2 separate regions of the Homo sapiens genome follow, and region 2 is linked to region 1. Evidence: chromatin loops called from intact Hi-C (ENCODE). Cell type or tissue: Caco-2. All regions are shown on one strand. Links, peaks and the distances in the headings refer to the core of each region. The heading gives the core; the rest is flanking DNA. Region 1 holds the start of LOC105372683 (a long non-coding RNA gene). Region 2 has its middle 150 kb from the start of BMP7-AS1.

What was found. A loop is a pair of places that touch in the nucleus more often than their neighbours do. Peaks named below come from ENCODE experiments on the same cell type or tissue, not always from the same donor. Only the 100,000 strongest peaks of a DNase experiment are listed, where the experiment ranks them.
Region 2: a loop joins it to region 1, with 6 times the contacts of the local background. A loop is called at or near these places in 2 of 110 quality-filtered maps.

Annotation. Positions count from the first base shown.
Region 1 is chr20:56,967,973-56,980,472 of GRCh38, forward strand. LOC105372683 (a long non-coding RNA gene) reads left to right here and starts at 6,663. Exons shown (of 4, transcript XR_936898.3): 1 at 6,663-7,450; 2 at 9,530-9,626. RefSeq lists an enhancer at 138-647. In Caco-2, for the core only: CTCF peaks have their summits at 6,613 (motif pointing left), 6,812 and 9,646 (motif pointing right); a DNase peak (open chromatin) is centred at 6,619; H3K27me3 peaks cover 154 bases.
Region 2 is chr20:57,055,789-57,068,288 of GRCh38, forward strand. No RefSeq gene overlaps it. Among named protein-coding and RNA genes, the nearest start is that of BMP7-AS1, 150 kb to the right of the region's middle. RefSeq lists an enhancer at 9,307-9,808. In Caco-2, for the core only: a CTCF peak has its summit at 5,677 (motif pointing left); DNase peaks (open chromatin) are centred at 5,073 and 5,703.

The DNA of each region.
Region 1 (12,500 bases), core at 2,444-10,443:
TCCATCCCGCAGGCCCTTCTGGGCTTCCCACCCTGGGGGCATTGGTTGGCACAACCCACTGCATCTCAGCGCCCCACCCTGGTCCAATCAGCACATCCCATCACTTCCCAGCACAAGGCCCTGGTCCAATCAGCGATGGGCAGTTGGACAGCATGGGCGGGGCTGGGGGTAGCGTTGGGTGCCTGTAAGACCCAGGTGCAAGACTTGGTCTGGCCCCAGGACAGGTCCTGGGGGCGGGCAGTGTGGGCAGCCCAAGGCCACGGCATCTCTCGGCTTTGCTTCCCCGAGAGCCTGTCTCCACCTCCTCCACTTTATTCTCACTCTTCTCCATGCACCGGGTTCACAGCCTCCCTCCAGCCCCCTATGAAGCCTCCCAGTATTTATTCACCCCATCGTGACCTTCCCTTTTGGACGATCCAAGTCCTTATCTCCAGTGGGATACATAAGACTTTGCAAATTCTTCCCTAATCATGGGCTCCCATAGTGTTTCTATTTTCCTCGTTGGAAACAACAATAACAATAATGATCCTAAAAGCAGCGAACGGTGCTGGGCTGTGGTAGTTGCCAGGCAGTGGCTAAGTGCCTTTATGTGTATTGACTCGTTTCATTGCACACACGTCCATGCATGTGGAGTGTAGGAGCTTTATTTTATTGCTAATGAAGCTGCGGAATCTGCTAAGTCTCAGGGCCAACAGACAGACCTTCCGCCAAGGTTAGTTCCATTCTTTTGCTAAGTGAATTCCAAATAAATAAACGTGAATGCTAAAACCATACTGCCCTATAGCATTACTTTAAAAATAAAACAACTAATGATTTTTTTTCTGATTACAAAGTAAAATCTGTTCATATGGAAAATTTGAGAAAAAAAAAACCATACTAAGCAAAAATAAAAATCACCCACATAAATATTTTGGTTATGGCTGTTTCCAAACTATCTGTCTATCTGCTTCTATCTACTTTTTAGGGGATTACATTTAAGCCATGACTTATTTATTTATTTATTTTTGAGACTGAGTTTTGCTCTTGTTGCCCAGGCTGGAGTGCAATGGCGCGATCTTGGCTCACCTCAACCTCCGCCTCCCAGGTTCAAGCGATTCTCCTGCCTCAGCCTCCCAAGTAGCTTGGATTACAGGCATGCGCCACCACACCTGGCTAATTTTGTATTTTCAGTAGAGACGGGGTTTTTCCATGTTGGTCAGTTTGGTCTTGAACCCCCGACCTCAGGTGGATCCGTCTGCCTTGGCCTCCCAAAGTGCTGGGATTACAGGCGTGAGCCACTGCGCCCGGCCTACGGCATGACTTTTTAACATTTTCCAAGTCTCTAGGGTTCTCTGATTGGATATTTATGTTGTATCCTATTTTTCTGCTATTGTAATACCTGAAAATATTCTTAAACCTGTATTTCTGCCTGCTTTTCTGATCAATCATTTCCTTAGGATAAGAAGTGTGTATTTCTTTCTTTTTTTTTTTTTTTTTTGAGACAAGGTCTCGCTCTGCTACCCAGGCTGGAGTGTAGTGGTGCAATCATAGCTCACTGCAGCCTCCACCTCCTGGGCTGAAGCCATCCTCCCACCTCAGCCTCTCGAGTAGCTAGGACCACAGGTGTGCACCACCATGCCCAGCTAATTAAAAAAATTTTTTTTTTTTTGTAGAGACAGGATCTTCCTAGGCTGGTCTTGCATTCCCTGGGCTCAAGAGATCTGCCCGCCTCAGCCTCCTAAAGTGCTGGGATTACAGGCGTGAGCCACCATGTCTGGCCTGGGGATGTATTTGTTTCAAGCTTCAGATGCACATTCCCAGGTGCCCCTGAACGGCTGCAGCCATTGCCACCCCTCCGCAGTGTCGGAAGGACCCCGCTCACCTCCTCAGCAGCTCAGGGGTTATTTTGGTTTTGTTTTTTAAATCTTTGCCAGTGTTTTCCTTTGCATTCTTAAATTCCTGATGCCATGAATTTATTTCATTTTTCTATATGGAATTTACTGGCCATTTGGGCTTCCTTTCCTCTTCTTTACAGCACAGATTTTACACATTTTCTCCCCAGCCTTGGCATTTTCTTTTTTTTAAACCTTATTTCCCCTTCCCCTTGATCTATTATCTATTTAAAACATGATGCTGGTTATGTGGTTATGAGTCCCTTCTGCTTTAAAGGTTGGATAAATGGATGTACGGCATCAGCTCAACAGCTGAATTAGTTTTCAGGTCATCCCACCCAGCTGTGCTAGTCTTTTTTTTTTTTTTTTTTCTTAAGACAGGGTCTCACTCCCATGGCCCAGGCTGGAGTGCAGTGGCATGATCACAGCTCACTGCAGCCTCAACCTCCCTGGGCTCAAGTGATCCTCCCACCTGAGCATCCTGAGTAGCTGGGACTGAAAGTATGTGTCACCACGCCCGGCTAACTTTTGTATCTTTGTAGAGACGAGGTTTCACCATGTTGCTCAGGCAGGTCTTGAACTCCTGGGCTCAAGCGATTCTGCCCACCTCAGCCTCCCAAAGTGCTGGGATTACAGGTGTGAGCCACAGTGCCCAGCCTAGCTATTCTATTCTTGCCACTGGAAAACCCTCACAGAAGAAGTGTGGGAGGCCACATCGGAGAAGAGGAGGTTATGCTAAAGTGTCCAGAAAAATGGTGCCTACATAAAATAATTCAGGATCTCTAAAAATCACTATTCACTTGCCATCCCATAGGGTTGTGAAGATGAAATGATGTAACGTATATGAAAACAGAACATTCTCTGCTCAGTTCTTTGGAGGGTAGAAGTATTTAGACAAAGCACTTCAGAGTTTATAAACATTTATCAAGAGCATTTTGCAGCTCACCCCAAGGCTCTCTGGTAGATGCCATCTCATCTGAAATTGTCAATGCTTTGCTGGATCAAAGAAGTTACATGAAAGGGGACTTAAAATGAAAGGAACAGCCCACAGGAGCTTCCTGTTCAGTACCTGACATTGGAAAGGTTTTATCCCAGCGGATCATAACCACCTTGCAAAGCAGATAGAACCACTCTTCAATAGATGGCATTTATTGCTTATTACGTGCCTACTGTGTGCTAGGCTCAGTTCGAAGTCCCTGGGGATGGAACAAGGAGGGAGGAAGACAGACAAGCCGCCTGCCCTCACAGGGCTTTAGGTTCCAGGGGTACAATTCCAAGGAGATGTTATCCTCTTTTGATGGATGGAAGTCTCAGGGATGGTCAGTCACCTGCCATGGCCATCCAGGACTAGAATGCAGATGTCCCTAACCTCAAAGCCCCTCACCATCCTGGGGTCCCAATTCTCTACTACATCGAAGCAGCCGGTACCTCACATGTGTATTCTCATCTCCATTCAGAAAGCTCCTAACTACATTTCCTGGAGGTGCCCTGTGTCCAAAGGTGCACTTTGTCTGATCAGGCCCATAGATAGGGGCCTGTCATGGAAAGTGGCAAAACCAAAACCATCCAGAGCGATTTAACCCTTCATCGCCCATTTGCTGCTGTCATGGGGCAGGAGGACAGGAGCTGTTTCAGACCCAAGACTTTTCTGGGGATTTTAGATGGAGGAGTCCTAATCCCTGTTTACTCTGTCTCTATATTGGCAAGTGTTTCCCTGGGCTTAAAAGGGCAGAGAGGGGAGGCTCTTGTTCTAACAGCAATGAAGCCATCTTGCCACTGGTAAGAAATAAAATGATGAGAAGATTGCTGGGCCTCAAGTCTGTCACCCACACCCCACTTCTCTGGGCCACTCAGACACTGTCCTCCTGGAGCCAGTCCAGGACCCTCCTCTTCTCTACTGGGGACAAAATGGGAATAATAATACTAATAATGGTAAAGAAATGAAGCATTTGCTTTCTTTTCAAAGCTCTCCCAAGGGTTCAGCTGGGCTTTCTGGCCAATTCTCCCAAGGCTTTAGAAAATAGGTTTGAGTTTGCTGAGGGCTCTGCATCCACCTGTTGAAGAAGGCTGAGGGAGTAACTGAATTTCGGGTTGCTCTCAAGACAGTGCACAGAAACAAGAGGTCCAAACTCTCACCTCCAAGGTAAACCCTTCTGATTTTAAAGGTTTGTGGGAATGCCAGCATCACTGAGCAGCCCCAATCCTCAAAGAACACTCGATAATGATTTATGGTTGTGGCTTTACCAACCAGGCACGGCAGGAGTGAGAATATTCATGCTGATGCTTATTCGTGATCTGCGCTAGGTGAATTACAGGCATGGTCAGGTGTCAGCCCAGAGACAGGCCCACTGTGGAGTAGGTGACACATGCCGAGGCCCTCTTATTTGCCCAGAGGTGCACAGTTAAGTAGTGAAGGCAGAATCCAAATGCAGATCCATCTGCTCCACTGTCCTGGGTCTGTTTTGTTTGTTTGTTTGTTTGTTTGTTTGTTTTTTGAAACGGAGTCTTGCTCTGTCACCCAGGCTGAAGTGCAGTAGTACGATCTCAGCTTACTGCAACCTTCGCCTCCCAGGTTCAAGCTATTCTCCCACCTCAGCCTCCCGAGTAGCTGAGATTATAGGCACGTGACACCATACCTGGCTAATTTTTTCAGAGATGGGGTTTCACCATGTTGGCCAGGCTGGTCTTGAACTCCTGACCTCAGGAGATCTGCCTGCCTTGGCCTCCCAACATACTGGGATTATAGGCATGAGCCACTGTACCTGTCCTGGATCTGTTTTTAAAGCAAAACCTGGCGTCTCCCACCTTCAGCTGGCCGCTGGAGCACTTCAGACTCCATCTGGGGAGCGGAGTGCCTTCCAGGCACTTTCCCTCTGCCCCAGGCTGGCAGCACAGGGTCCCACTCGCCATTTGGGGCCCCAGAAGGCAGAGGGGCCCGGGGTGAGTCTGAGTCTGCTCCCTTTGCAGTGAAGGCAGACTCCAGGGAGCTGGCCTTTCAAATGCAGAAAACAATTGTCCTGCCTTCCAAGCAAATGACAGGGGCTCATTTTGGAATCTTCCAGTTGCTCCTTTCCCCACTTCAGATCTGGGACTGCTTTTTCCAGCCTCTGCAGAAGGCAGGCCTAGCAGGCACCCTCAAACAGACTTCTAAGTGGGACTTTCAGTGCCAGGCGAGGTGTCACCCAGGACCCCCCACCCATAGGCTGAGGGAAAGAACAGTGCCAGATGACACCATACCTGCCACCTGCATCCCCTCCCGGGTGTGACCCTGGGCAAGTTACATGGCTTCCCCTGCAGTCTCAGCACTGTCTTCCTTACTGGCTGGTGAGGAGGGTCCCATGGAAACTGGCTCCTGGCAAATGCTCCGCTAAACAGAAAACGGGAGATAGGCGTGGGGGTGGGGGCACAGGTGCCAACGTGGTGCCTTCAATTTGCTTCCCCCCTCCATTTTGGGCTTTTCTTGGTTTGTTAGTGACTAATGGGACTTGGGCAAACTCTCAGGCGCATCCAAAGGAGAAGCCGTACTTGGAAATCAGACTCTATCCCCTTGAGTCAGATGAGGATGAGAGACTTGATCTCATTTCTGCCAAGGCCACAGGGCTGGATCCTGAGAACTCAGCATGACTTGGACCTCCCGAGGCCTCTGGGTGAGTGATAGGGCTCTGGAATCTGAAGTCCCAAAGCTCAGTGGGCAGAATGGCCTTGGCCCTGAAGCTCAGTGTTTTCCCTCCTTTTCTCTCCAAGGATCAAAAGCCAGTGACTTTCAAACCCGACCAGATCCCAGGTGTCCTTGGAGATTTCTCAGGACTGCCCCCGGGATGGAAAAGCCTCCTTCCACCTTTTGTGGCCTCAGTTTCCATGTCCTTGAGATTTCAGCAGGGACAGCGCCAGGATCCTTAACTAGGAGACACGTTGTAGACATACCTAGGGGGAGGCCTGGGCATCCGTCTTAAAGCTGCATTTATTTGCAAAATAAGCTCAGTGTTTTTATTTGTAGGATAAGCTAAGTAGATTATGTAAAATCTCCACGTCTCCCATCCATATTGCCAGTGTTGTGTGGTTCTGGGTATGATTGCACCCTGAAAAAAAGTGTTCTATGCCGAGGAATGAAAATTAAAACCCACAAATCTAACCTCTCGAGTGCACGCACGCACGGTAGTCACTTAGCGCCTCCCATGAGCCAGAGCTTTCATTTCCCATCCAACTCTGGAAGTGCTGCTTTTCTTGTTATCCCCACTTGCAGATGCAGAAACGGAAGCTCTGAGGGATGGCCTCGCCCAGCACACACCTTTGCAGAATTTGCTTTCAAAGCCAGGTCTCTACTACCATCTCCAGCACGCTGCTGAGCCTCTATGTGCATTAGAAAGTAAAATCACAGATGAATTTCTCAGCCATCTCAACGCGCCCCATCTCAACGCGCCCCATCTCACATTCATTATCATTTGCTTTGAAGGATTTTTTTCTTTTTGAACAGAAGGGGCACCTGGCTTTCCTACTCTGATTTGCAGATGTGTGTTGAAGGAATGGAGAGAGTAGATTTTGCAGTTATTCCCTCTGGGCCCTCCGACCTTCTTGGAGACCTGTCATGCAGGGTTAGCAAAGCCATTTCAACACACTACTGTGGTGTGGACAACCAACACAGACTTTGCTGCCCCGGAACAGCTCCCCACTGCCACCTCCACCCCAATTCTCTAGCTTTTAAAGCCTTTCACTTGGCAGGAAAACGCTGCCCCCTTCTGGCTTAAATGGACAGGCACGTCCAGGGCAAGGATTCAGATTCCTGTGAACGTCATTCAATGTGAATAATAGGCGCACTGAAGACCAAAGGATAAATCGGGGTAAACGGGGCAGGGCAAGACAATGCCGCTGGGCGGAGATGAAGATTTTGCGATACCCTCTTCACTTAACGAGATTCATGCAGTCCCTTCGGGGCAACAATAGCATTGCCACCAGTTGCACAACCCAAGATGTTGCTGACAGACTGTCCTCTGTGGAAGAGGTTATAAAAGCATCTATGATTTCAGAAGGGGCAATAACTCCAATAACTAACACAGTCTCCAGGGGTGACTCTCAAGCCGTGAAAGTCAGGACAGCGGCAGGAAGCCCCACACCGCCAGCAGGGATCCTTGGCTGCCAGTGGAAGCTGGGCTTGGCTTTGTGTGGGTTCTGCGCTCCTTCGCCCAGTTTCAAAACCTCCCGCACCTGTGTCTTTCTCCATGCAAATGAGCCCAACAGGAAAAACAGGCGCCTGTGGAGGTTTCACAACAACCTAGAAGCTGTCCCATGCCAGATCTCTGTCGGTGAGAAAATGTGTGTGGATGCTGACTTCTAGAAGACTCCAAAGCGCTTGTCTTCCCCACTCCCCATTTCCAAAGGCTGAGACTCCTCTGCACTCCGAGTTTCCTCCCACGCTTCGTCTGAAGAGTGGGTTTTGGGGAGTGAAGGATAGAAAATATCTGAAGACTCTTCCCTATGACTTAAGACATGAATTTTCTTCTCAAGTCTTGAACTAAAGTCAGAAAGTGTTTGCAAGAAATGTTCTTCTAGGTCCCACATCCACGGGACCAGATGATGCCTGGGTGAGCATGTTTTTTATGTATTTATTTATTTTTGAGATGGAGTCTCTCTCTGTCACCAGGCTGCAGTGCAGTGGCGTGACCTTGGCTCACTGCAACCTCCACCTCCCAGGTTCAAGTGATTCTCCTGCCTCAGCCTCCCAAGTAGCTGGGACTATAGGCGCCTGCCACCACGCTCAGCTAATTTTTGTATTTTTAGTAGAGACGGGGTTTCACCACATTGGCCAGGATCATCTTGATCTCTTGACCTCATGATCTGCCTGCCTCGGCCTCCCAAAGTGCTGGGATTACAGGCATCAGCCACCACACCCAGCTGGGTGAGCATGTTAAAGATCCCACAGGGAAGGAGCATGAGGGTCAGATGGGGGGAACATGGGGACCAGTTGGAGATGGAAAATGAGGGGTCAGATGGGGAAGGAACAGGAGGAGGTTAAATGGAAGAGGAACATGAAGGTTCAGATGGAGGAGGAATATGGAGACACAGATGGGGAGGAATGTGGGGGTCAGATGAGGGAGGAACAGGAGATCAGATAGGGGAGGAACGGGAGGAAGTCAGATGGAGAAGGAGCATAGAGGGTCAGATGGGGAGGAACAGAGGTCAGATGAGGGAGGAACATGGGCATCAGATGGGGAAGGAACAGGAGGAGGTCAGATGGGGGAGAGCATGGAGGCTCAGATGAGGGAGGAGCATGGAGGGTCAGATGGGAGAGGAACAGGAGGAGGTCAGATGGAGGAGGAGTATGGAGGCTCAGATCGGGGAGAAGCATGGAGGGTCAGATGGGGTAAGAACAGAGGAGGTCAGATGGAGGAGGAACTTGGGAATCAGATAGGGGAGGAACAGGAGGAGGTCAGATGTGGGAGGAGCATGGGGGTCAGATAAGGGAGGAGCACGGAGGGGCAGACAAGTCTGCTCTTCTGGCCTAGCTTGGGCTCCAGAGACTGGCATCCCCCCGGGCGGGTTGGCCTAGTGTGTGTCTCTGCTCTCCTTGTTCTTTGTAGCCTGTTTTTGTCCCACCAGCCTGTGAGCACCGTGTGACTGGGACCCGCCTCCCACATGAGTGTATCCCCAGCACCAAGCCAGGGCCTGGCACACAGCAGAGCCCAGCACGTCTTTGTTGCACGAGTGTGGGAAAGTGGCCAGCATCCAGGAGAGGAAGGGCCTGGCATGTTCAGCCCCTTCCCCTAACTGGGTCTTGATCACTATCCTGTAAAAGGAGGGAAATGGCCACGGTTTTCTCGGCCATCGGCTGGCTGGACTGTGCATTCTCTGGGGTGCCGTAAAGTCCTGTTCTGGGGCATTGCCCTGCATGATCAGCCTCCATCATTTTCCTCCCTGAAGTGGGAGGCAAATGCCAGCCCCCAGAGGGCAGGAACCCAGCACTTCCTGAGCGACATGTGGAGCCCCAGACCCCAGCTCATTCCGTCCCCCATGACAGGTGTGTGGACACTGTGGGGCTCCTGTGTCTTCACAGGAGTGATTATCCAGTGACCAGATCCCCACCAGGGGTAAGCAGGGAAACTGAGGCCTACAGCCCAGAGATTCTGGACTACCCAGGCCTTTGTCATGGAAATCACCCATTGTGCCCCTTTTGTGTGCTGGGCACAGTGCTGGACCCAGAGCTCACTAGAGTGAGCCGAGCCCCTGTGCCTGTCGGCCTGCCTTACAGTCCGGTGGGGGAGACAGAGATTAAAGGAATATTTGTACAAATAATTCATCCCAGCGGTTGAAAGTTCTCCTGAAGGAGAATGACAGGGGACCCTTTGGGAATGGAAAGGTCAAGATTGGTGGGAGATGACAGCATCACAAAAAGGGAAGAGCATGCTCTGGTGGGGGAACAGCTTGTACAAAGGCCCCAAGGCAGTTCTTGGGGAAGCGCAGGTGCAGCTGGCACCATCTGTTCCTTTTTCCTCCTACCAAGAGCTCAAGGGTGATGCCTGAGGTAGCTTCAGCCATCTCCCAGCCATGAATGAAAGACCAAGGGAACCTGTGGCACTAGCACTATTGAACTGCTGAATTCCCTGCAGCCACCTAGGTCCAAGTTCCCATCATGTAAGAAGCAGTGATTTTTCTTTTACTTGCAGCTCAATGCATTCCTATCTGAAGTGGGGCAGAGAGGCTGGCAGCCTTCTTTACTAACCAGGCCTGGGATGAGGTCAGGGGACACTGCTCCGTCACAAGGTGGGTTCAACTCAAGTGAAAAGGTACCCATTCCCATCATCACCCTGCCACTAGTGGGAGCCCCTCTGTCCCTCTCTGAAAACCCCTTACTGCCACTGGAGTTGGTCTAATCCTTGGAGGAAATGTCACCCCTTAGGAAATGCCCAGCTCAGTCCTCTGGATGACCTCCCACATCCCAGGAACAACGAAGGTCATGTTATCCAGATCCCTCACAGGGTCCAAGTGCACCCCCTCTGGCTTTGCAGCTCCTCCCTCCCTCTGCTCTACAGACCAGCGACCCATCCTGGTGAGGTCACCGAGTTGTCCTGTGTGGAGTCCGGCTCTTGTTTCCAATGGGGAAAACAGCTTTCCTCAGAAAGTTCTACTCCCTCTGGGGAAAACGACTGAGAGGCTCTTGGCAGGGCTATTCCCAGTTTCCTCACTAATTACTCTGGGATATTCCCTCCTGAATGAAGAAACTTCTATAATTTGGGTTATAAAAGATCTCTTTGAATTTTCTCCAGAGTCTGCTGTGATTATAACAATAAAATATACGACACACATGAAGACTTTCATCCCAGCAGCCCCAGGCTCACTGCAAACGAGTCATAATTATGCATCTCAACAGCACCCCCCATTCTCTCCCAATGTGGAAACTGAGGCAAAAGGAGGTCAAGGCTATGGCTCCTCAGCCACCAAGAGACCCACAGATCTGCTGTGACTTCCCTGTGCCCAGAATTCCAGCCTTGCGGGGAAGCCGTGGGAAGTTCACTCAGGCCATCTCAAATCCCAAATGTCCACCACCTTGAACACCCATCTTTGGACAGTGGGAAAGCTGTGATCCAGCTCCATCTGGATCCTTTAGTTACCCTAAACCTTGAGCGGCCATGGAGTCCCGACTTCTGACCTATGAGATTACACAAAAACAATACAAAACAGCAAAACACATGATAGAACAGTGAAACGCGAATGCTGCGTTGCTTGGGTAACCCACGTGTCCGTCTCACCAGGTTGTGAGCTCTCCCAGGCAGGGACCACGTCGCCATATCAGGGTCAGTGCACGGGCACAGGATGCCACCTGCCGTGAGCACCTGCTGTGTGTTTGATACTATTCCACACCATAAGGATCCAGAGATTTCCACCGGGGACTTTGCCAAGCTGTTATCTCCCCTCATGACTGAGTGTAGAACAGAGTCCCAGGCTGGGCGCAGTGGCTCGCGCCTGTAATCCCAGCACTTTGGGAGGCCAAGGTGTGAGGAGCACTTCAGCTGAGGAGTAAGAGATCAGCCTGGGTAACATAGTGGGGCTCCATCTCTACAAAACACAAAAAGATATACTTTAGCCAGGCGTGTGGTGTATGCCTGTAGTTCCAGCTACTTGGAAGGCTGAAGCGGGAGGATCCCAGGATCCCTTCAGCTCAGGAGTTGGAGGCTGCAGTGAGCTGTGAGGCCACTCCAGCCTGGGGGACAGAACAAGACCCTGTGTAAAGTGGCAGTCCTCTACCCATGTGTGAGCGTGATCACTTCCACAAATGAACACTGAGGAGGTCTCTTCTGTGCCAGGTTCTGTGCTGGGCCTTGGGATATAAGCAGCATGGCCCTCCCTTGTGGGGCGCGTGGGGAGAAGGATGTTAAATAATCTAAAAAAGGGGCCTAAAACTCAATCTTTGAAGGTGAGCTGCAGGGTGGTGTGGTCTCTTTGATCTCTCAGGGGAGCCAGGGAGGGTGTCTGTCGAACGGTGACTGTGGAGGTCAGATCAGATGCATCAGCAGGAGGTAGCAAGACAGAGGTGGGAGGGAGGGCTGAGTGGTTGAGGCAGTGCACACAGTTGTGCAAGGGCCCGGGGGCAGGAGGAAATTTGGTGTGACAGAAGGACTGAAGGCAGTGTGGCTGGACAGTTGGGCTGTCCAGAGCATTGGGACCATGCTAAAGATTTTATTCTTGATCCTAGGAGCAATGGGAATCTATCAAATCATTTTAAGCAGGAGCCAGATTTGACTCTATGCACATTTTTGTTTGTGTTTGTTTGTTTGTTTTGAGATGGAGTCCGGCTCTGTCGCGCAGGCTGGAGTGCAGTGGCGCGATCTCGGCTCACTGCAACCTCCATCTCCTGGGTTCAAGCAATTCTCCTGCCTCAGCCTCCCAAGTAGCTGGGATTACAGGTGCATGCCACCATGCCCAGCTAATTTTTCGTATTTTTAGTAGAGATGGGGTTTCACTGTGTGAGCCAGGATGGTCTCCATCTCCTGACCTCGTGATCCGCCCACCTCGGCCTCCCAAAGTGCTGGAATTACAGACGTGAGCCACCGTGCCCAGCCATCTCTATGCACATTTTAAGACATGTCTGCAAATATTTTCTGTAAAGGGCCAGATAGTAAATCTTTCAGGCTTGGGGGAGCATAGGGTGGAAATGGCTCAACTCTGCCCACAGAGTGCAGAAGCAACTGTAGACAATAAGCAAAGAATGAAGAAGTGCAGCTGCCTGTAGCAAGCAGGAGGCCCACAAAAGGGATATCGATTATTACTGAGGACATGACTGCAAGTTATGATTCACTCACTCCTGCATTCACCCATTCAACAGATACATTAAGTACCTGCTACAGGTGAAGCATTCTTAATCTGAAAATCTGAAATGCTCCAAAGCTCAAAACTTTTTGAGTGTTGACACCATGCTCAAAGGAAACACTCTTTGGAGCATTTGGGATTTCAGAGTTTGTGTGTGTGCGTGTGTGTGTGTGTGTGTTTAATTTCATTTTTTAAACTAGAGACAGGGTCCTACTGTATTGCCCAGGCTGTCTCAAACTTCCGGCCTCGAGTGACTCTCCCACCTCAGCCTCTCAAAGCGCTGAGATTACAGGCATAAGCCACTGCACCTGGCCGGGATCTCAGATTTGG
Region 2 (12,500 bases), core at 1,639-9,638, 87 kb after region 1:
TGAAGGCATAAACTTGTAATTCTAAATCCACCCTCTTCTGTTTGGGTTAACTTTCTTCATCCAGAGAACACGTACTTCTTTGTTTTTGGTTTTTTGTTTTTAAACAGTATATCTTGAATGTCCAACTAACAGCAGGTGGCCTTCCTTTTAATAAAAACCTAAGGTGTGGAAACTCCAAGGTTCACAGATCTGTAGGAATGACAGGGTTCCTTCCAATGGGCCATCTCTCTGGTGCAAAATGGGACACATTTTACACACCTTTTCAAGAACAAATCCCTTGTGTAATTAATTAAGCCTATAATTATAGACCAATCTTTAAAAATGTAATTTGTAGTTTCCCCGTAATACTTATTTCAAATCTGACTTCTGATGTGGGCTAAATTATATTGGAACCAATTTTTACTACGTGGAGACTCAGGATAAACCAGGCTTCATTTGATTGATTTAAATATATTGTGGTTTCCATGTTTATTACTCAGTAGTAACTGGTATTTATGGAGCCAGGCTGCATACCAGACCCTGGACATGGGACTCCGCAGTTAATTTTTTTTTTTTTTTTTTTTGCCTGGATTTGATATCCCAAAGCAGTTCATTTCATTTAAACCTCACAGCAACCTTCTGGGGGCACTTACTGCTCTTACTCTTTTAAGGGAACAAAGACTCCTGAGAGGAAACTGATGTACCCAAAAAGCAAAAGGCAAGGGCTGGAGCCCTGATCTGAATCTGGGGTCTATGTCAAGGTCACAGTGCTTGGACAGACACATTTACTTTGTCCTGGTTTTTCTTAATTCCTTATTCACTGTTTCTCTTCCTTCTTAGGGTCAACAGTGTTACACGACACGTTTCTGCTTGTGGCATTTGAAAAAATCTCTGGATTAGAGTAGGATCCCCTGCGTAGGAGTCAAAGATGTGAGGATTTTTAAAAAGAGAGACATGGGGTTTGACCTCTCCCAGCCACCTCTTTCCAAACAGCTCTTGGGTGACCAGGTGCACGGTCAATGAGCGGGTCTGACGGTCCATCTGCTCTTTTGTCTTGTGGGAAGAAAGGATGACTCAAGTCCTCTGCACTCTGGTGTGTCTGTAGTTGTGGATTCTCTCCTGGCTGTTTAAAGTATAGGCACACCTTGGAGATACTGTGAGTTTGGCTCCAGACCACAGCTATAAAGTGAATATGGCACTAAAGTGAGTCATGAGCAATTTTTGGTTTCCCAGCGCATAAAAAGTTATATTCACACCAGGCTATAGTCTAAGTGTGTAATAGCATTATGTCTAAAAAGACAATGTACATACCTTAATTTAATTAATTTGTTTTTAAAATTATTATTGTTATTATTATTGAGACCGAGTCTCACTCTATCACCCAGACTGGAGTGCAGTGGCGCAATCTCAGCTCACTGCAACTTCTGTTTCCCAGGTTCAAGCGATTCTCCTGCCTCAGCCTCCCAAGTAACAGGCACCCACTACTGCGCCCAACCCGTTTTTTTGTATTTTTAGTAGAGACAGGGTTTCACCAAGTTGGCCAGGCCAGTCTTGACCTCCTGACCTCAAGTGATCCACCGGCCTTGGCCTCCCAAAGTGATGGGATTATAGGCGCGAGCCACCCTGCCGGGCCAATTTTAAACTACTTTACTGCTAAAAAATGCTAACAATGGTCTGAGCTTCCAGACAATCTTTTTGCTGGTGAAGAGTCTTGCCTCAATATTGGTGGCTGCCGACTGATCAGGGTGGCAGTTGCTGAAGGTTGGGGCCACTGTGGCAATTTCCTCAAGACAACGACAAAGTTGGCCACATTGATTGACCCTTCCTTTCACAAAATATTTCTCTGTAGCATGCAGTGCTGTTGGATAGCATTTTATCCACATAGAACTTCTTTCAAAATTGGAGTCAATCTTCTCTAACCCTGCTGCTGCATTATCAAATGAGTTGATCCACTATCCTCAATCTTTTGTTGTCATTTCCACAATGTTTGCAGCATCTTCACCAGGAGTAGATTCTATATCAAGAAACCACCTTTTTTTTTTTTTTTTTAAAGACAGAATCTCGCTCTGTCACCTAGGCTGGAGTACAGTGTACACTGGAGCAATCTCCACTCACTGCAACCCTCACCTCCCAAGTTCAAGTGATTCTCCTGCCTCAGCCTCCGAGTAGCTGGGATTACAGGCGTGCACCACCACACCCCGCTAATTTTCGTATTTTTATTAGAGATGGGGTTTCACCACTTTGTCCAGGCTGGTCTTGAACTCCTGACCTCAGGCGATCCACACACCTCAGCCTCCCAAAATGCTGGGATTACAGGCATGAGCTATCTCACCCAGCCTCAAAAAATCCCCCCCCCTTTTTTTTTTTTTTGCTTATCTATAAGAAGCAACTCCTCAGCTGTTCAAATTTCATCATGAGATTGCGGCAATTTGGTCGCATCTTCAGGCTCCACTCCTAATTCCAGTTCTCTTGCTATTTCCATCATATCTGCAATTGCTTCCTCTGCTGAAATCTTGAACCCCTCAGAGTCACCCATGAGGACTGTGATCAGCTTCTTCCAAACTCTTGTTAATGTGGATATTTTGACCTCCCATCAATCATAAATGTTCTTAATGACATCTAAAGTGGTGATTCCTTTCTAAAAGGTTTTCAATTTACTTTGCCAAGATCCATCCAAGGAATCACCATACATGGCAGGTATAGCCTTATGAAATGTGTTTTTTAAACAAGACGACTTGAAAATCAAAATTACTCCTTGATCCATGGGCTGCAGAATGGATGTTGTGTTAGCAGGCATGAAAACATCATTTATCTCCTTGTGCGTCTCCATCAGAGCACTTGGGTGACCGGGTGCACTGCGAATGAACAAATATTGTGAAAAAAACCTTTTTTCCCTGCAATTGGTTTCAACAGTGGCCTGGAAATATTCAGTAAACCAAGCTGTAAACAGAGGTATGGTCATCCAGGCTTTGTTGTTCCATTGCTAGAGCACAGGCAGAATAGATTTAGCATAATTCTTAAGGGCCATATGATTTTCAGAACGGTAAATAAGCATTGTCTTCAGTGCAAAATCAACAGCTGCATTAGCCCCTAAAAAGAGAGTCAGCCTGTCCTTTGAAGCTTGGAACACAGGAATTGAGTTCTCCTTTCTAGCTATGAAAGTTCTAGATGGCATCTTCCAATGGAATGCTGTTCCATCTGCATTGAAAATCTGTTTTTTAGTGTGGCCACCTTCCCCAGTGATCTTAGCTGGATCTTCTGGAGAACTTGCTGCTGCCTCTCCATCAGCACTTGCTCCTTTACCTTACACTTTTATGTTACAGAAATGGCTTCTTTCCTTAAACCTCATAAACCAACCTCTGCTAGCTTCCAACTTTTCCTCTGCAGCTTCCTCACCTCTGTCAACCTTCACAGAATTGAAGAGAGCTAGAGTCTTGCTCTGAATTAGCAATCCTTGGGCTTAACAGAATGTTATGTATGGTTGATCTTCTACCCAGACTACTCAAACTTTCTCCATATCAGCAATAAGGCTGTTTCACTTTCTTTTTATACATGTGTTCACGGAAAAGTTCATTTCCTTCGAGAACTTTTCCTTTACATTTACAACTTGGCTAACTGTTTACCACAAGAGGCTTAGCGTTTGACCTGTCTCAGCTTTTGACATGCCTTTCTCACTAAGCTTAATCATTTCTAGCTCTTGATTTAAATTGAGAAAACTTTGGGAGGCTGAGGTATGAGAATTGCTTGAGCCCGGGAGTTCAAGACCAGCCTGGGCAACCTAGTGAGATTTCATCTCTACTAAAAAAAAGATTTTTTTAAAAAATTAGCCGGGCATGGTGGTGCTTGCCTGTAGCCCCAGCTACTCAGGAGGCTGAGGTGGGAGGATCATTTGAGGCCAGGAGTTCCAGGCTGCAGTAAGCCATAATTGCACCACTGCACTCCAGCCTGGACCACAGAGAGAGACCCTGTTTCAAAAAATACATAAATAAATAATAAAGTGAGAGACATGCGACTCTTCCTTTCACTTGAACACTTGGAGGCCAATGTAGGTTTCTTAATTGGCCCAATTTAACATTGTTGCATCTCAGGGAATAGGGAGGCATGAGGAGAGGGAGGAGATGGGGGAATGGCCAGTGGAGCAGTTAGGGCACACACATTTATCAATTAAGTTCACTGTCTTATACGGGCACAGTTCGTGGTGCCCCAAAACACTGCAATAGTAACATCAAAGATCACTGACCACAGATCACGATAACAAATATAATAATAATGAAATGATTAGCTCTATTGTGAGAACTGCCAAAATGCAACACAGAGACACCAGGTGAGCACCTGCTGTTGGAAAAATGGCACCATGAACCTTGCTGGAGGCAGAGTTGCCACAAAACCTTCAATCTGTAAAAAATGCAATAAAGCAAATTGCAATAAAGAAGGTATGCCTGTATAAATGTAATGCTGGGAGACACAAACTCTTTTTCAGAATATTAGAAAGGAACCATCTCAGGACAGAGGCAATGGGGAAGTGGGTGGGGTGCGGGTGAGCAGGGCTGTGAAGTCTTGAGATTTGCCTCTGCGGTTGCTGACAGAGAACGAGTTATTATTATTATTATTATTATTATTATTATTATTATTTGAGACAGAGTCTCACTCTGTCGCTCAGGCTGAAGTGTAGTGACACAAAGTCAGCTCACTGCAATCTCCACCTCCCAGGTTCAAGCAACTTCACCGTGGAGACAGTTTTCTTATTAAATTGCTTGTACTCTCTTAGAAGGATTACTCATTTGATCAGCGGGAGGAACCACTCCCAAAATACCTTTTGAGTCATTTGGGGTTTCTATTGCCTTTTGCATAAACTTTGAATTATTCTTTTTGTTGAAAAGGTTACTATTAGGAAACACGTTCACAGGCAGTCTGTAAATGTCATCATATTTCAGCTGGGGACAGAGCTACACGAGGGTTTGGAGGAGGCGGCTCAGGGAGAAGGCAGCACCTCAGCCTGTTCTCTCAATGCACTGGCTGCAAGGAGCAGCTGCAACCCAGAGCCCACTGGGCCCAGACACCTAGCTGCCACATTTCCAGGGGTGGGCCTGCTCATGACGCAGGCAAGACAGGAAAACCGGGACAAGCTCCTGACCAGGCAGAGGTCAGGGACAGCTGCTCAGGTGCCACCAAGCATGAGGCAGGGCACCACCCAAGGCTTCCTGCCCAAACCTGTGGCATGCCCTGTTGGTGCTTTGCTGAAACTGTCCTTCTCTAAGAAGGCAATGAAGACAGTTGTCCCAGGCCCCAAAAAGAAGCACTCACTCCCTTTCCCATGAGACCACCAGTTTCGGATAGAGATTCTGTTTGGCTGGCGTTCTCAACTCATTAGAATTGGAATTAAAGAGCAGGGATGGGAAGTGACATTACAAACTCCGATGCCCAGGCCCCATCCCCGACTAACTGAATCAGAAATGCTGGGAGGCGAGCTCAGGACATTATGTTTTTAAAACGCACCAGGTGAGGCTGACACGCAGCCAGGGCTCAGAACCATGGATTTCAGCCAAAAAGGCTTTAGCCCAAGAAGACCGTGCAAATACAAAATGCCAAAGGGAGGGTCATCAGGTGAGTTTCATAGAATTCTGATTCTCCTCCTAATAAAGTACGTCCCTGGTAGCTGAGAGATGGGAGAGCAGCTCCACATGTGGGACCTGCCAGGGGGATTCGGCATTCCTGCGGCCCCCTCTGCTGGCCATGATGCTCTCAGATTCTTTGCTGAAAGGGAACGGACATAGGAGCCATCCCACTAAACTCTTCAAAGGACGCTTCTCAGATGCCGGAGTCCACAGAGTAGGGCAACATACAAAGCAAGCACCCAAAACACTGGGGGTGAGAGTCTCAAACCTTGTACTCTGTAATTACATCCAGCATCACCATCACTTCTCAAAAGAGAAGACACTTTCCCAGCAAAAATAGAAAAGGAAAGCAGTTGCAGAATAGTTAAGACTGAGCCCTGAGACATCAGTTTAGCCTTGAGAAAAAAACTACTTCCATTGTCCACATTTTTCTTAGCTGGATTCCTACCAATGAACCCCTGCTGGGACTTGAGTTTGGGGGGCACTGAGTGAAGTAAGAACTTTTAGTTAAGAAATTATTCTTTGGCCGTGGTTGTAATATCGTAGTCAGGGATGGCTTCACGGGCATGTGTCCAGGGCCCCACACTTAGAAGCATCCTGCCCTGGGTTTAATGCTCTCTTGAAATTCTTCATAATTTTTGGACAAGGAACTCCGCCTTTTCATTCTGTACTGGGCCCTGCAAATTCTGTACCCAACCCTGATTTTCACTGGTGGATTTATGTAAACGTGTGTCTTTCAGTTAGTCAATAAATATGTCTTGGACACTTATCGGTGCCGGTTTCCGAGGACACACCATGTGCAGTATCGCTGAGGGCAGGATCCAGAGTGTGCCTGCCTCAGAAAGCTTTGCTTCTGGAGGGGCCACAGGGAAAATGTTCACCAATAGGAAAGCCTATAAATAAGATCATTGAAAAGATTGGGAATCTGACAAGGATATCTATGTGAAACAGGAGAGTTCCCTGAACCCCCTTGCAGGATGTGCAACAAGGGTACGGCTCATGTGTGTGCTCAAACCCCTTACAGGAGGGAGAGCACGCAGACAGGCAGGTGCAGGAGATAGGGTGAGCACCCCTGGGCTCCAGCCCCACAACAGCATCCAGGAGGTGGGATCCTGTGACTCCCGAAGCCCAAGTAGGCGTGTGTTACAGTGTGCTCTTTTAGCCTTGCCATCCATGGAGGGCTTAAGTGTTAACCAGCTCAGTCTTGGTACACAGGTCCTTGTCCAGCATTCAGGAAGAATCAGGTCACACATGGACTTGAAGGATGGTGAATGCAGGGATTTTATTTGGTGCTGGAGGTGGCTCTCAGCAGGACAGATGGGGACCTGGAAAGGGAATGGCGTGGGAAGATGATCTTTCCCTGGAGTTTGGCTGTCCCTGGGCCGATCTCTCTGACTGTCCCCAGCAGACGTTCAGACGCTCCTTCTCTTCTCTCCTCCTCCACCACTCCATTCTTCTGCTCATCTGCTCGTGGAACCTGGGTTTGGGGTTTATATGGGTACAGGATAGGGGGCCATGGCAGGCCAAAAGGCAACATTTGGGCATGAAAACAGGAGTGCCTGTTCCCATTTAGGGTTGCAGGTTTCCAGGCTTTGGGGCGGGGCCTCTGCCAGGGAGCTGCCCTCTTCCACCCAGTATTTCCCTGTCTCTTGTCTGTGTCACATGGAGGCTATAAAATGGGTAAAGTGTGGCAGGTGGCAGCAGGTAGCAGAGGCCCAAGAAGCCTTTTTGAAGGAGATGACATGGGAGCTGGGACTGGCAGGAAGAGGAAGCCATTATTTAAAGAACAAAGCAAAAGCGGCCGGGTGAAGGTGCATGTGGGAGGCTGGCAGCAGGTAGGCCATGGGGGAATGTGGGTTTTGTTTACAAAGAAGAGTAGAGAGGGGTCACTGAAACCATTTAATTGGGGAATCATAAGGTGAGGGGACATTTAGGGCAATAAAGAGCCAGTGGCAGCTGGCAGACCAAGGGGGCACGTGGCAGCTGTTCAGCCAAGGTGGAAGACGCTTGGCCTAGACTAGGGTTTCTCCACTGGGCACTACTGAAATTTGAGCCAGGTAAGTCTTCACTGTGGGGCCGTCCTGTGCAATGTAGGATGTTGAGCTGCATCCCTGGCTTCTCCTCACCAAACACCAGTGGGTCCCCTCCCCCTGAGCTGTGACAGCCAGAACTCTCTGCAGACATTGTCAAATGTTCCTTGGGCATCAAAATGGACCCTGGTTGAAGATCACTGGCTTGGGGTGATGAGAGTGGACAGGGAGAGAGGGAATAAAGTCAGGATGTATCTTGGAAATAGGACTGAGAGAATTAAAACTGATGGGTTGAATTGGGGGAAGGGTATTAAGGGGAAAACTGACTCTGTTTTCCAACTGGAAACATGATGAACAGTAGCAAAACGTAATGAACAGCAGCAGCATCTGTGCTGAGATCTGCTCGGGGCATGAGGAGCAGTGTGGGTATCAGGGAGAGATCATTACCAAGAATTCCATTTCAGCCAAATAGATTTGCTTTCTTCTAATCAGACAAAAACTTCCCACCACACAGCTGCTGGGATGATCCAACTCTAGCAGACAGTGTTGACTGGCTATTAGGGCTGCCAGAAAGAATACAATATGCCCAGTTAAATTCAAATTCTAGCTTAACAGTGAATAAGTTTTAGTATAAGTATACCGCCTCACCCCACTACTAGGCTTCCTCCTAGCAGCAGCAGGCAAATCGGCTCAATTAGGCCTTCACCCCTGCCCCCAAAACTGCATGGGACGTATGCCAAAAAGTATTTGTTATTTATCTGAATTCAGATTTAACTGGGCGTCTACAACATTTTTGGGTTTTTGTTTTAGTTTTCTAGGGGGAAGGCGGGGATGGGGCTTTGCTCTGTTGCTCAAGCTGGAGTGCAGTGGCGTGATTACATCTGCGGCAGCCTTGACTGCCCCGAGTCAAGCAATTCTCCCACCTCAGCCTCCTGAGTAGCTGGGACCAAAGGTGTGCACTGCCTCGCCCGGCTAATTTTAAAAAATGATTTGTATAGACGAGGTCTCCTTATGTTGCCCAGGCTGGTCTCAAACTCCTGGGCTTAAGGGATCCTCCCACCTTGGCTTCCGAAAGTGTTGGGATTATAGGCAAGAGTCACCAGGCCTGGTCCACAACATTTTTATTTACATATTTTTGCTGTATCTGAAGCCCTGTCACTTACCTGTCTTTATCCTATTTTGGTTCAGTTATCTGGAATCCATGGGCTTCGGGGGTGGCTCAGTTCAACAGTGAAACTTGATTGGTCCAAGGTGGTCATAGTAATTCCATTTCTTGCTAGTGATTGGCTTAGGTAAAGAGGATGTGACACAATGTTAGCCAATAAGAGTTGACAGAACATCTGGAAGCTGGGAGCTTTGGGGAAGTTTTTTCTTACCACTCTTAAGCGGGCTCATGAAGAAGACACTGCTCTCCCTCCTTCTGTGTTGGTATGAAGATATTATGTGTGGAGCTCTGGCAGCCACCTTGCAACCACAAGCAAAGCCTGAGGATGAGGACAATTTGGGGAGTATGGCAGGGCTGAAAGTTGTGGTCTTAGTAGCACCACTGAACCTCCAAATCTGCCCGTCCTTGAGCCACTGACTCCTTTTCGGGCTTCATGTTGGTGAGGTAACAAATTCCTTATTATTGGAGCCATTGGAGATGGTTCTTCTGTGTCTTGCTGCCAAGCACATCCTGACTGCTACGTCAGCCAGCCACTGTGCCACAGGAGCCATGAGGCTAGGTTTTGCCACGGGAGATACCGAACACAAGGGAAGAGGCTACAGGATGATGAGTGAATAGCTGGATTAGAGCTTCCTAGCATCTCAGCCTCACACTCTGACAACATCAAAGAAACATCTTTCTTGACACTTCTCCTCTTCCTGTTTCATTCACATTGAGAGAAAATTCTCTATGGTGTCTCCCATTTCTGCACATCTTGTGAGCAGAGGCACTGACAGCTTTTCTTCTATACTGTCTTTACAAGAAAACAACTTAGTAGACAGAAAAGTGTCTCCCTCTGGGGCAGCAGCCAGATTTGTTTGCCGTTGTTTACAAAGTTGATGTCTCCCTCCAGGGCAAAGGCTGATCATGTTTGCTTGCCCATCATCAATGATTTGGATTTTCTAAGCTCAAGATTCCTCAGCTGTGGAATCGCCACATCCAGCTGAGGACAGCCCTCAGCCTCAGCGGCTCTCAGACTCCCCAGGGACCCTGGCTCCCACCATGCCCCAGATGGCCCCTGGGCTGTTGAGTGACCATGGAGGGCCACCCCTTTGTATCAGGGGTTTGGATTTAATTAAAGTCTTAGAAAATATTATCTGTCACTGAGCAGCCCAGAAGGGTAGCCCTGCTCAGAACTGAGAAGCTTCTTCATGTGGCTCTCGAAGCTGTCAAACAGGCCCTCTGCAAACTGAGACTGAGGCCGTGTCAAATGCTTGTGGTTTACCTCGGGCTTTGTTATGTCCCAGAGTCTGGAATCCTGGTAATTACAGAAAAACGTCGGGTGGGGGGTGAAGGGAAGGCGTCAGAAAGTTATCTGTCTCAACAAAAGGAAGAGAGGAGAGGGAAAGAAAGGGAGAGAGAGACAGACAGAGAGAAGAGAGAGAAAGAGACAGAGAGAGAGACAGGGGGACCAAGGCTGCACGCTGTGAGCAAAGATTCTCAAAGGAAAATCAGAGCAGTCCTGTCGGAAGGGAGGATGGAGCTGGCCTGGCTAATGAACAAACAGAGCGAAACAGTCCCACAAAACAGATAGCTACTACACCATGCTTTCCAATGTTGAGAGCGCCGATGAAGATCATCACGTTCAAAAAGCAGGTCACCAAGCAGAATGTAAGCATGTATTTCATTTTTCAAAAAAGAAACACCCATTCTATACCAGTCTATCAACTGTGATGCTCTGCGGATGAGTCACAGTAGAGGTTTTAAAACAATTTTCTGTTGGTCTGCCTGCATCTGCTAATTTTCCTACAATGGGCATATTCTAGCAGTTCCCATGTCATGAACCCACCAAAGGAATAAATAAAAGACAGAAAACTGAGCAGACACGCAGATCCTCCCAAACCCTTTCTCCTTGTTAAGTTCTGTCTGCACAACAAAGACCAGTGGAGAAATGAAAAGCTGCAGTCAGTTTTCTGACTTTGCTGGCTGGGAGAAGCGATCTGGACTCATCTTTTCCAGGTGTTTGGGAACATGGCTCTGTCCCTGGGTGAGGAAACCTCAATTTCAGGCTGCTGATCACAAGTGCACCTTCCGTGACAATCTCCTTAGGGCTGCACTTTCAGGGAAGGAATAACATCAGGGCTGCAGCCCACACGGGTCGTACCCTTGGCAGAACCTCCTGGAGGCCCTGCCGGGGTTCCTGGGGTCCCAGGGATGGAGACATCCCTTTGTTTCCTGTTTAGGGTGGTTCTGATTACAGATGAGGCCAAACTGGAATAAATCACAACCAGACCTCCTCTAGCCAGTGGCTCAGGGCTCTGTTGATTACAGTATCATTAGCAGGAAGGAAGAGTTAACAGGGAAGACACAAGCTGATGTGGCTTGGATGTTGTCCCCTCTAAATCTCATGTTGAATTGTGATCCCTAGTGTTGGAGGTAGGGTCCAGTGGGAGGTTTTTTGGTCCTGGGGGCGATCCTTCCTAGCAGATGCTGCCCTCATGGTAGTGAGTGAGTTCTCACAAGATCTGGTTGTTTAAAAGTGTGTGACACCTCCCCCCACTTCTCTCTTGCTCCTGCTCTGACCTGTGATACACAGGCTGTCCCTTCACCTTCTGCCAGGACTGTAAGCAGCTCAAGGCCTCCCCAGAGGCCAAGGAGATGCTGGCATCACACTTCCTGTACAGCCTACAGAACTGTGAGCCAGTTAAACCTCTTTTCTTTGTAAATTACCCAGCCTCAGGGATTCCTTTATAGCAACACAAGAAAGCCCTCATAACAGCCTTGGGCTTCAGTAAGGGCTCCAAAGACAGGCAGATGTGAATTCCACCCCAGGAAAAAAGTCCTCCTGGCTGGGGGACCTAGGACAAGTGTCTTCACCTCTGAGACTCAGTTTCCACCCCTGGAAGACGGGGATGGTAAGTGTATTAGTCAGAGTTCTCCAGAGAAACAGAGCAATAGAAGATATATATATATATGTATATATATATATGTATGAAGAGGAATTGGCTTACATAGATACGGGGGCTGAGAAGCCCTGCTATCTGCCATCTGCAAGCTGGAGACCCAGGAGGATCTGGGATAATTCAGCCCAAGTCTGAAGGCCTGAGAACCTGGGGAGCTGATGTTGCAAATCCTAGTCCAAGGGCGAGAGAGGATGAGCTGAGATGTCCCAGCTCCATTTGGTAGACAGGAAGCAAAAGGGTGAAGCCCTCTTCTCTCTGCCTTTTGTTCTATACAGGCCCTTAAACAATTTGGACAAGGCCCACCCACATTGGGGAGGGCCATCTGCTTTGCTAAGTGAACCAATTCAAATGTTAATCCCATTTGGAAACCCTCTTACCAACACACCAAGAATCATGTTTAATCTGGGCATTAATTGTGGCCCAATCAAGTTGACACGTAAAATTACTGTGGTGGAAGGAAGTCTCCCTCATTGGCAGGATGAGGGGAGATGAGTGTGGGAGTGGCACACAAGTTCTTCACCTGTGGCAGCCTTTCTCATGTGACAGAGTAAAGATGAGGCATTTACCAACAACCCCTCCTTTGCTGGCCAAAGGGGCGTTAGTCCAGTTCAACCATCACTTTGTCTCCTGCCCTCTGGGGAGACTCACTCTCTATCAAACCCTTTGGGTTCTTGGACCTCCTTTCTGGGATGCCAGAAGGTCAAGAAAGCCTGGATTTGATGGAAGGACAGAGAAAGGCTTTAAAGAGACTGATTAAGACAATCTACAA